Regions from separate parts of the Mus musculus genome. Here regions 2 and 3 are each linked to region 1. A link is a contact called in ENCODE POLR2A ChIA-PET data. All regions are on one chromosome and are shown on one strand. The core of a region is the stretch at or near the end of the contact, and the rest is flanking DNA. Distances in the headings are between cores, read along the strand shown. Region 1 holds the start of Sptan1 (spectrin alpha, non-erythrocytic 1). Region 2 holds the start of Set (SET nuclear oncogene). Region 3 holds the start of Wdr34 (WD repeat domain 34).

The links. ChIA-PET counts read pairs that join two places held with the same protein, here RNA polymerase II (POLR2A).
Region 2: POLR2A ChIA-PET joins it to region 1 with 45 read pairs in Patski. The contact joins the promoter of Set here to the promoter of Sptan1 in region 1. POLR2A ChIA-PET finds 5 or more read pairs at or near these places in 3 of 5 experiments (Patski and embryonic stem cell).
Region 3: POLR2A ChIA-PET joins it to region 1 with 57 read pairs in Patski. The contact joins the promoter of Wdr34 here to the promoter of Sptan1 in region 1. POLR2A ChIA-PET finds 5 or more read pairs at or near these places in 2 of 5 experiments (Patski and embryonic stem cell).

Annotation. Positions count from the first base shown.
Region 1 is chr2:29,963,490-29,967,111 of GRCm38, reverse strand. Sptan1 (spectrin alpha, non-erythrocytic 1) reads right to left here and starts at 1,552. Exons shown (of 57, transcript NM_001177667.1): 1 at 1,327-1,552.
Region 2 is chr2:30,064,725-30,068,346 of GRCm38, reverse strand. Set (SET nuclear oncogene) reads right to left here and starts at 1,873. Exons shown (of 8, transcript NM_001204875.1): 1 at 1,454-1,873; 2 at 21-78. The coding sequence starts at 1,526.
Region 3 is chr2:30,047,346-30,050,967 of GRCm38, reverse strand. Wdr34 (WD repeat domain 34) reads left to right here and starts at 2,089. Exons shown (of 9, transcript NM_001008498.2): 1 at 2,089-2,284. The coding sequence starts at 2,099.

The sequences.
Region 1 (3,622 bases), core at 303-2,802:
ATTTAGTATGAGTGGGAACCTTGGCTCAATGGCTTCATGCAACTCACTGTTGCTAGTGCTATTCTTAAGCTCTTGTTTCCTGGCTACAAGACACCCCCACCCTGCCATCTTTGATACATTCTGTTTTACTTAAGTCCAATTGCTATGACAACGCAATTTCTGAACACATTATTAAAATACTTCATATGGTTGGTTTCTCTTGTATTCCTTGACAGTCATAATAATTAGCTTTTTGAAAATACCAAGGGTAAAGAACAAACGACTTAAAATGTTTTGGGTCTCTATATAGAAAAACCTGATTATCTGAGAGGCTGAGGCAGGAAAATCCTGAGTTTGAGGCCGGCCTGAGCTATTCAGCAAATTCCAGGCCAGCTGGAGTTACACTGTAAGAGCCTGTAGAGAGAGGGACAGAGACAGAAACAGAGAGATGAAAGTCAACAAAGCCCTATGAAGTGTAGCAGTTCGAAATGATTTCACCCTTTCTGGGACATTCATTTAAAACACACCGACCCTTACTTACATAGAAGCCCTCTTGATGTGTGTGTGTGTGTGTGTGTTTGTGTGTGTGCGCGCGCGTGTGTGCATATGTGTGTGTGTAATTCTAGTACCTGAGAGGATTTTAAAATCAAATTTTTCCTGGAGAAGCATTTCATCAAATTTGCAGGGATAGCTTCAGACAAAAGACTGTTCTATCACTTCACACTGGCACAGCAGTAGAATTTGACCAAAAAAAAACCCCCAAAAAACAAAAAACCCAGAAGCCTTCGACTTAATGTCTTATATAGAAAGAAAAGAGCTGTAAGCTATTAAGTTATTTATTGGATTTGGATCTCCTCCAACCAAGCGGCACCGCATCTAACTATTATACTGGAGCAGGTCGGCACTGGAGAGAAAAGACATTTATTACCAGGAAAGAAAAAGGAGGCCTTTCTGCGGCCGGAGGGCCCGGGACCGCCACACAGGATGAAATTAAGGTCAGCGAGCCCTTCACTGCAGACAGGAGGCTCCGAGAGGTGCGAGCGCCGCAGTTGCGGGCGACGGGCGGTGCGGGGGCGCTCGCGGGTGGGTGCTGCCGAGGACCACCCCCCGCCACCTGCCGCGACGGGTGGGGCCGCGGGCGCAGGAAGGGGCCTTCGCGTACCTTCGGCGGACCGTGACACTCCAGGTCGCCGCCCGGCTCTGCCGCGCCCCGCAGCCCACGCGCCACAAAAGGCGGCGGCGGGGGCCCACGGAGCCGCCCGCGAGGCTCCGCAGCTCATCTGTCCACATCGCTCCGGTGCTCGGCCTCCCGCGGCCTTTCCCTTCCCGCCCACCGCCCTTTCTTACCGGCTCCTGGGGGTGAGGGGCGTGGGTCGCCGCGCTGAGGGCTGCTGAGGAAAAAGATGCGCCGCCGCGGCCCCTGCCTCACGCCGTTCGCTCCGCAGCGGATAGTGACGGCGGCGCGCGCGCACTGTGGCTTTTATAAGCGGCCGCGCGCGCCCCCGCGGCGGCCGAGCGCGAGCGTGAGGGAAGTGCCCCGGTTGGCGACGCGAGAGGCGGGACTCGCTGCTCCACTGCAGTACGGAGAGGACCGAGCGCGTCCGGAAGGAGCCGAAGCTGCGGGGCGGGGTGGTGGGGGTTGGGGTAAAGGACGGGAACGCGCTTGCGAGGGGTGCGGGGCGCGGCACAGAGCGGAGCAGCCGCCGCAGCCGCCCGCCGCGGCGTGGGACCCGAGCAATCCTGCCCCGCCCAGTCCGCCCTGCAGAGAATCTGTGCCGCACCCCTCCGCCCTGGGAGCCCTTCCGAGACTGCGGCGAAGGGCAGGGCGGGGCCCGCCGCCGCAGTCAGGCTGGGGATGTTGCTGCCCTGGCCGGAAAGACGCCCTGTCCCTTTCGGATGATCTCACTGGAATGTTGGCTCCCTCTTTGCACTTTTTCTGGGGGAGGCTTGGCTCTGGAAGACCCAAGTCTGCCTGTTCTGGTGGGGGATGGGGCCAAAAAAAAAAAAAAAAGATGATATAAGGATCCGTGTTTGAGGAGGTGGTAGGGAAAAAAATCCCGGTTAGGGAAAAAAAAAAAAAAAAAAAAGACTGATTTGTGGCGTAAGACTTTATTTCAGGATATGGAGAATTCTTCAGCAATCTTCCTGTTGCCAGTAGACAGAGTGTATTCGTCCCAGTTGATAAACGACATTACTATTTCTTTCCCCAGTATTAATTGAACTTTGCTGTTTAGCTGACACCGCACGTGCTTTGGGCTTTTAATCTCTGCTCTTATTTTACAAGGTAGATGTTGCCTTTCCCATTTTACAAATTAGCATCCTGATGACATAGAAGGTAGCTCTCTCCCCAGGTCAAGCACGAAGCAGCAATCAGAGAACCTAAGATTTGAACACAAGCGTTAAGCAAGTGGGTGCTAGACTTCTGAGAAAAGGAAAACACAATTTCTGTAATTTTTTTCTTATACACAACCCTTTTCAGGGCCTGGCTCTGAACTAAACTCTGTAGCCAGGCTCCCCTACTGCAAAAGCTCTTTCCCTTCCTCCATTTTGGGTGACAGCTGTGTGGCAACCATTGGAGTAGCACCCAGCTCATTCCTGTGTAGTCAGGCAGCTCTGCCAGGCATCAGCCTCCTGGTTACCAAGCCACCCTCCTATTTAAATAATTATAAAGAACTGGGCATTGCTCCAGAACTGGGATGAGGCCCAGTCCCAAGCTTCCTGGTCCTCTGCACTTTGGTTTCTGCTGAGCCTAGGATCTGCAAGGTGACTTCTAAGCTACTCTGACTGTAGGCATGATGGTGAAAGAACATTCCTAGTCATTTTCCTTGGAGAGGAGAGATTTAAAAAATAAAAAAAATAAAATAAAAAGGGAGTGGCCACAGCTCAGCGGCAGCTTCACAGACTCCTGAGATCCAAAAGGCAGGTGCTTGGAGGACAGCATTTAATGCCATCTTCTTTACAGAGAAAACTGGTTGAGGAGCTACTTCCTGGACTGGGCTTTTTTTCCTTTTCTTTTTTGTTTTTCCAGACAGGATTTCCCTTTGTAGTTTTGGCTGTCGTGAAACTTGCTCTGTAGACCAGGCAGGCCTCAAACACAGAGATCCCCCTGCCTCTTTCTCCTGAGTGGTGGGATGAAAGGCATGCAGAAATGCTGTGCATTTCTGAAAACAGCTGATGGTGACCATAGTAACCACCTCTTCAGTCAGCTGCAGCAAATTTAAAACTCAGATGTTCAGCACTGGGTACAAAATGGCTAGTATAACTTAACTCTCCACAATGTCTAAGACCTGATACTTCGGTGGCAAGGGCTCTCTGGGCTGGGCTCCATACTGAAAATAGGGGTTCTACTGTTTCTCCCAAATGCCAAACAAATCCAAGACCTAAAGGGAGCTCTCTTCTGACTGGGAAACTAAAATCCTGCTGGTTGGTCCATTTTCTGATCGGAAGAATGGTCAGGATAACGGCACCCACAGGCACCCACCCTGTTCTCATCTGGCAGGAGAAATGAGCCATCAAAAAGCCATTGCTCATGGTTTCTATTGTTGCTCCCCTCCCTCCCACCAATTTCAGCGCATGCCTCACACTATTATGTGTGGGCATGGGGAAGGGATATTGCAGATAATAACCTTGTTTTTAATGAGAA
Region 2 (3,622 bases), core at 624-3,123, 100 kb before region 1:
CATGAATTAATATATTTTACCTGTCTATTTCATTTTGTACTTCATCAATATGTTCAATTGCTTCTTGCTGTTCTTTTTCTGCAAAACAAGAAAGGGGACATAAGACTCAACACTAATTACAAGCTCCTCTTCCTGATCCCAGGATGGGAACTGCAACAGTGAAGCTCACCACAAAGCATGCTCCCCACGTGTTCGAGCACGCAGTTGAGAATTACTTTCTCATTACCCTACCATTCACAAATTAAGGCATCTACTCCGCTACTCGGAAAAATGCTTCACTCCTGGATTACTTTTCAAAGAGTTTCGTTCGTTACAAAGGTGCAATCATTGGCCTTCATTATTAAAGGTGAATGAGAGGCTTCACCTCATTCAAGAATTTTTCATGTTTATTACTAATATTATACAATTGTAAGAGAAAGGGTGCCAGTGCCAGCTGCCACTTAGTGTGGAAACTAGTCCATGGCCATAAAACAAATTAGGATACTATCAACTGTTATAACTGCTTTAAAAAAATTTAAAGTGCTCTCAATTTGTTATGATTATCAATATACACCGACAAAGACCAGTTAGTCACCAAACTTCCCGGAGTCGTCTTCTCAGACTTAGAATGTAAACCTGACCTTACTCCTTCAACCCATTCTTGATGAGATTGGTCATCATATACGGCCGTGCAGTATTTCAGGACACTTCGTGGGAAAACCCTACTCAAAAACTTGGAGCCATAAAAAGGAGAGGGGGTGTGCTCCTATTTCGTGCCCTTTTGTCCGAGGGTTGTGAAGGCTTTTACAAAGCCAAGTGGGCGTGAAGGGGCCCGATCGCGCGTCTCATTTCCGGTAACCAGCCCGGGCTCTGCAGCTGTCCTGGGCTCGAAACGACCCTCCAGGCGAGGGCTAGGCGTCCTAAAGGCCCCTGAAGCCCCTGCATCATACGGCCTCGGGGCCAGATTCCTCGCACCCCCGGCGCGCCCGAGTGTGGCTGCCCCACGTGGGGTGCGCAACCCGCGCAGCCTGGAGCATCCTCCCGCCGGCTCCGCGCCCCTACCCCGCCCCAAACCCCGGTTCCCGGTTCCGCGGTAGCGCCGGCTCAGGGCGGGAAGCAGGGCGGCACTAGAGGCCCGGCCGCAAGGCTGCGTCCGGCCGCACCATGTGGCGGCGGTGGCGGCTGATGGGAGCGAGGCATCATGGCGGAGCACAATAAAGAGAGGCTTCTCGGGAGGGAGGGAGGGGGAGGAGAGCGCGGGCGGGGGGAAGGGGGGGTCTCCGCCCGCCGCGCAGGCCGCAGCGCCCCCGCCTCGGCCGCACCGCTCACCGCCACGGCGCCACCCCGGCCCCCCGGTCCCGGGCCGCACACAAAAAAGGCGCCGGCTCTCCGGCCCCCGCGCGCCCCCCGCAGCCCCGCGGTCCGGGCCGAAAGATGGCGGCGCGGCCGGGCCCCCGCCGCGCCCGGTCCTCACCTGAGGTCTCGTCGGCCCCGTCGTGATTGGAGTTGAGCTCCTTTTTACTGGCTTTGGCCGTCGGCGCAGACATGGTGCCCTCCGCGATCGGGGCGGGGAGCGGGGAGGGGGAGCGAAGGGACGGCCAAGGGGGCGGCCAGCGGCTTCCCCTCACGCCACACGCGCGGCGCCCGCTCGCTCCGGCCGCCTCCTCCCGGCGCTCACTTGCCTGCCCTCCCCCTGGCTGCCTGGCACTGCCCGCGGGGCCTGACGCGGAGGCAGGCCCGGGCGCGTTGTGGCGAGCCCCCGGCCGGGGCTCTCGCTGAAGGCGGGGAGGCGGCGGCGGCTCGGCTGGGCTCCTCGACTCGCGCCCCGCGCTCCGGCTCGCTTCTGGATTGCCCTGAGCCGCCTCCTCCTCCTCCTCCACCTCCTCCACCACCACCTCCTCCTCTTCCCGGCGAGGGGCAGGCCGCAGAGCGCAGGCGCGCCGGGCCTGCGCAAGTCCCGCCCCCGGCCGGAGAGGCTCGCGCCGTACAGCGATTGGCCGCGGCCGCGGGGCAGGGGGCGGGGCCGTGGCGGGTGGCGGCGGCGGCGGTGGGGACACTGGGGCCTGGACGAGAGGCGGGAGGAAGCGGCTCAGCGACGCATGGTCCTGCCCCCGCGCGGTGCTCCCCTCCCCCGCTCTCCCCTTCTCCAGCCGACCCGGGACATTTGCGCGCCGCGCGGTGACTTGAGAGGCGGGGCCTCCGTTCCCCAATACTCCATCACGTGGTGGCTCAGTGGCTTCCCTTAGCGGGGCGGCTGGGGGCTCTGGAGAGGGGGCGCGCGCAGCCCCTCAAAAGTACAGGCCTTAGGAGTACCCTGGCTACAATCAGGCGCCTGAGTTCTGCACCCGGGCACCTTCATTTTTTTCTAGATGGAGAAGCTGGGGACTCAAACTCTAGGCTGCTGTGCAGAGCCACACGCAAGCAGTTCCTCTATCCAGTTTACACGCGGGACCGGGTTTATGCATGGGCCAATTCAAGCCTCTGCCCTCGGTTCTGAATTTTTAAAAATCTGTTACATATTCACACTCAAAAGAACCACAGGAAAGTTCTCTGACTGTAGGAAGGACCTTTCTGCCACAGGTCCTTCTGCTCAACTTCGTACAGGTGTCCTGATCTCAGTGGTGAGGGAAGCACATTTTTGGTGATGACAAATGGGGAAATGTTTAAAAGTCAAAGGCTAAAACAGTAAAACAAACAAACAAACAAACAAAAACAGCTTTAGATTATTAAAAAGTCCTTAAGCACTATGTCGGAGGGATTTAATGGTTAAACACTGTTTTTCAGGACTTGAAAAGATAGTTCTCTGTCTACCTGGATCCCAACACGTGGTCCTGGAAATCCAGAAAGCTCTCTACCTGGTTCCTCTACCACTAGAGCTTGAACTATCCATACTCTCAGTATTCCCGTTTTATTATCAGCTCTTATACATAAAGCAATGTGGCTTTAAGTCAAGTCATTCATGGTGGGTAGACAATAAATGTAAAATACATCATATATATATATATATATATATATATATATATATATATATATATATATATATATATATACAGTCCATGGTGAGAGAATACAAATGTGCTCCTCCAAGTTTCCATCTCAACTCCAGGAAATTCAGCTAGGCCTTCCTGGTGGTGCACCTTATGCTCAAGTCGGTGAATTAATTGCACTCATCTGTTGCAATTGGTAAGCTTAAATCTGGCGACAACCTCTAAGGACCTCTAACCCACACAGCTCCCAAGCCTAGAGACCTCCAACACAGGCAACTGTGGACAGGCTTCTTAAAGAGGGAACGGTCTGACAAAAAGGAGAGCTATAAACTGTGACTAACATTTGCTAAAACTCAGGTGATGCCTTCACCAGGAATGATTCCTGATAGCCCTGTGAGGTCCTGGCACACAGTAGCAAAGAAATTCCACAAACAAAACAAGGACTTAGGCTGAGGCAGAGGCTAGCCTGGGCTACAGTGTCTAAGTGTCTAAAAGTAAAAGGGCTAGAGCATTAGCCCTTAGCACTCCCATACCAAATCACTACCCTAGGCTCCTGCTGCATTTGGCTGTATTTTCCTGTAACCCTCATAAGATACAAAGTAACTTTTACAGATAATCTTAGGGTTAAAAAACAGGGCTTGGATCCTAAGAGGCAA
Region 3 (3,622 bases), core at 840-3,339, 83 kb before region 1:
TTAAAGGCGTGCGCCACCACTTCCCAGCCATTCCTTCCATTTTCAAGCTATCTTCAATATATACAAACATCTCACTTCTGCTAGGGTAGAATCCAGTCCCCCAGACACTAGGCTGATTTATATTCTCAGGGCTAGCCTTATCTTTATTGAGCTGGTTTTCTTTCTTTCTTTCTTTCTTTTTTTTGTTTTTTTGCTTTTTTTTTTTTTTTTTTTTTTTTCAAGACAGGGTTTCTCTGTGTAGCCTTGGCTGTCCTGGAACTCACTTTGTAGACCAGGCTGGCCTTGAACTCAGAAATCTGCCTGCCTCTGCCTCCCAAGTGCTGGAATTAAAGGCATGTGCCACCACCGCCCGACAAGCTGTTTTTCATATTTGATGCCTTGAACTCTCTCCTTTCCCTTGACCAGGTGAAGAAAGCCTCTTCTAAGCCTCTTTGTCCAGTTCAGCTGGACGTAGTTGGTTCCAAGTCTGTTTTAAGACATTACTCTAGGACTTTCACAGCTTTGGGCTTTTTAAGTGTGATTAAAAAAATTATATCTTATTATTTTTATGTTTATGGATGTTTTGCCTGCATGTGTGACTGCACGTCAAGTGCATGTCTAGGGCTTTCAGAGGCCGGAAAGAGTGTCAAATCTCCCTGGAACTGGACTTGCAGACAGTTATTAGCTGCCACGAGGGTCCTGGGAAGTGAACCTGAGTGTCTTGGAAAAGCAAGCAGCCAGTGTTCTTAATCTTTGAGCTCTGAGTATGATTTTTGGAATCCTTGGTGATGTTTGCAAAGCAGTCCTTGTTAGGAAGACTTTTCTATGGCTTTTTATTATCCCTCCCAGTGCTGCTAATCTAATCGGCCTTCCTGGCCTTGGCTGCTCTGCTGAGGGGCATCCTGTCCCTGGGTGGTGCACTGAGAACAGGACCACGGCAGGCTTCCTAGTCTCAGAAAAGAGGAAATAGACCCAGAGGCCTAAACTAGCAGATGGTTGTCTAGAGGCTCCAGGCTTGGTTTGGGGGATCAGGCAAGCCACCTGTAAGATCTTACTGGGTGACTTTGGACGATTCCATATCTGACTGTAAGAGGCACAGGAGTAATAACAATTGAGCTATAGGGGTAGTTCATTGGTAGAACATAGGAGCTGGCATGCAGAAAGCCCGGGGTTCAACCCCAGCACTTCAAAAAGCAAACCAGCTAACTAACAAGCAAGCACACGGAAGGCTAAGGATTTAATAAGATAAACACTCATTTCTAAGCCTCTGCCGGCAGTGGTGGCGCACGCGTTTAATTAATCCCAGCACTCGGGAGGCAGAGGCAGGCGGATTTCTGAGTTCAAGGCCAGCCTGATCTACAAAGTGAGTTCCAGGACAGCCAGGGCTATACCGACAAACCCTGTCTCGAAAAACAAAAGAAACAAACAAAAAAACCCAAACAAACATAAGCCTTTGGGTGCTTGGCTTGACACACTATAGGCACGCACTAACTTGTAGTTAACATTTCGTGTGTGTTGAGGACTGAACCTGGGGCCATCTATCATTGAGATCAACTTCTCCTGTGGTTAGTCTCGAATTTTAATTTAACAAGCATTTTATTTTATTGTTTATGTAAATTTATTATTAGGCCTCCCATCCATTCAATCCCACGTTCGATCTGTGTATGATCTATTTCATTCCATTCATTGGAAATGATGCCAACTCAAATGGCGCAAAGTACAGTTCTGGAGTAGTCGGCTGCTTCCAGCCCGGCCGGTTCTCCGGACCAGCATGGCCCACTAGGCCTGCGGCGGTCCTGCCTCTGCGCCCGGCCGCTCAGCGCCATCTTTGAACCTGGAGCCCACGCCTCACTTCCGCTCTTTTCCTTATACCACGAAGAGCTGTTCCGGACCCCCAAATGGCCTCTGGGCATAGGGCAATCCCAAATCGCTGCGGTTTTGTTGTATTGGCTGATAAACATTTTCATTATTTTTCTTCTGGGCCTTAAAGACGATGCTGTAACCAGTTCAAAAACGGCGCCCACAGCTTCACTTCCTCTCGTCGGACTTCCGTTTGTGGGGGGCGAACCCGCTAAGGTCACGTTCCAGGGCGCAGGCGCGAGAGGGCGGGACCGTCGCCATGGCAATGTGCGCGTCGCCCAGGCCTTTTCGGCGCGTTGGAAGCGCTGGAGCTGCTGCCCTGGCTGCTGGCGGGGCTGGCGGCGCCGAACGGCGAGGGCGGCCTGCGCCTCTTCAGGATGAGACCCTGGGCGTGGCGTCCGTGCCCTCGCAGTGGAGGAGCGTCCAGGGGATCCGCGGGGAGACGGTGAGGGCGCGGGCCCGCTATGGCAGCGCGGGCGGGAAGGCCTGGCGCAGCGTTGTGTTTTCACGGCTTTTTTGTTTTTGTTTTTTCGAGACAGGGTTTCTCTGAGTATCCATCCCTAGCTGTCCTGGAACTCAGAGATCCGCCTGCCTCTGCCTCCCAAGTGCTGGGACGAAAGGCGTGCGCCACCACTGGTCCGCGTGTTTTCATGTTTTAATGAAAAAACTCACAGATGCTTTCGCGTTAGCCTTTTTTTCGGTCTCTGAGGAGAAAGAAACCAACCAACGAAAACAAACAACAACAAAAGCAAACCAGGACAACAGAACTCTTAGGGGTCCCATGCTGTCGTTAAATGACATGTAGTTAATTTACATGGTGGATCGTGCACGTGTCACAGCGCCTGTGGAGGTCAGAGGAGAACTTTACACAAGGTTGTTATTTCTTTGCACCACGAGGGGCCTGGGAATCCAACTCAGGGTGTCATGCTTGGCTAAGTGCCCTTACCAGCTGAGCCATTTTTGGAAGTTTTTTTTTTTTTTTTTTTTTTTGTGAATAGCAGTTTTTAGGCATTTCAACTTGACATTATTGGTGTTTGAAATGGTCAGATACCTTGAGGGCTAGCTTGAACGGTTTTCTATGTTCCTTTGTTGTTGTTCTTTTGTTTGTTTGTTTGCTTTTGTTTTTGTGAGACATGAGTTTCACTGTGTGCCCTGGATGTCTTGAAACTTGCTCTGGAAACTAGGCTGGCCTTGAACTCAGAGATTGCTGGAATTAAAGGCCTCTCTCACCACTGCCCTGCTATGGTTTTCTAGTGTAACCCAAAAACATACAAATAATGAGATAACGGAGGCCTGATGCTGACCAACTGGTGTGTTAGGGATTCATCAGCAGGGAACCTGGAGATAGCTGCTTTCCCGGTGGTTGCAAGGATTACAGTAAGCCATGTATGTAGACAATGTACTGTAATGCCACATCGGTGTGTCATGTTACCGACAGAGCAGGGCTGAGGAACTGTTGGAAAAATGGATGTTGAGTGGCATTTGAGAAGACCAGATCAAGCGTGAGCACTGGCCGACTCTGGAGCTGGGGTCAGCACATTTGTTTGAGGTGTTGGAAGGGGCTGGAGAATCCTTGAGGAAAAGGGAGAGTGGTCCCAGGTTAGGCCAAAATGGGTAAGTAGAGACAGGTCAAGTAAAGTCTTGAAGAACTCACAAACGAAGACTGCTGTTGACCAGTCTGCCTCCAACCCAAGCCCCAGTGGTGCCTGCAGTCTTGTCTTGAGCCTTGTGGGCCTATGGTCTTATGCCCTGATCTGCTCTGTGTTCCAGGCCCTTCTCCGTG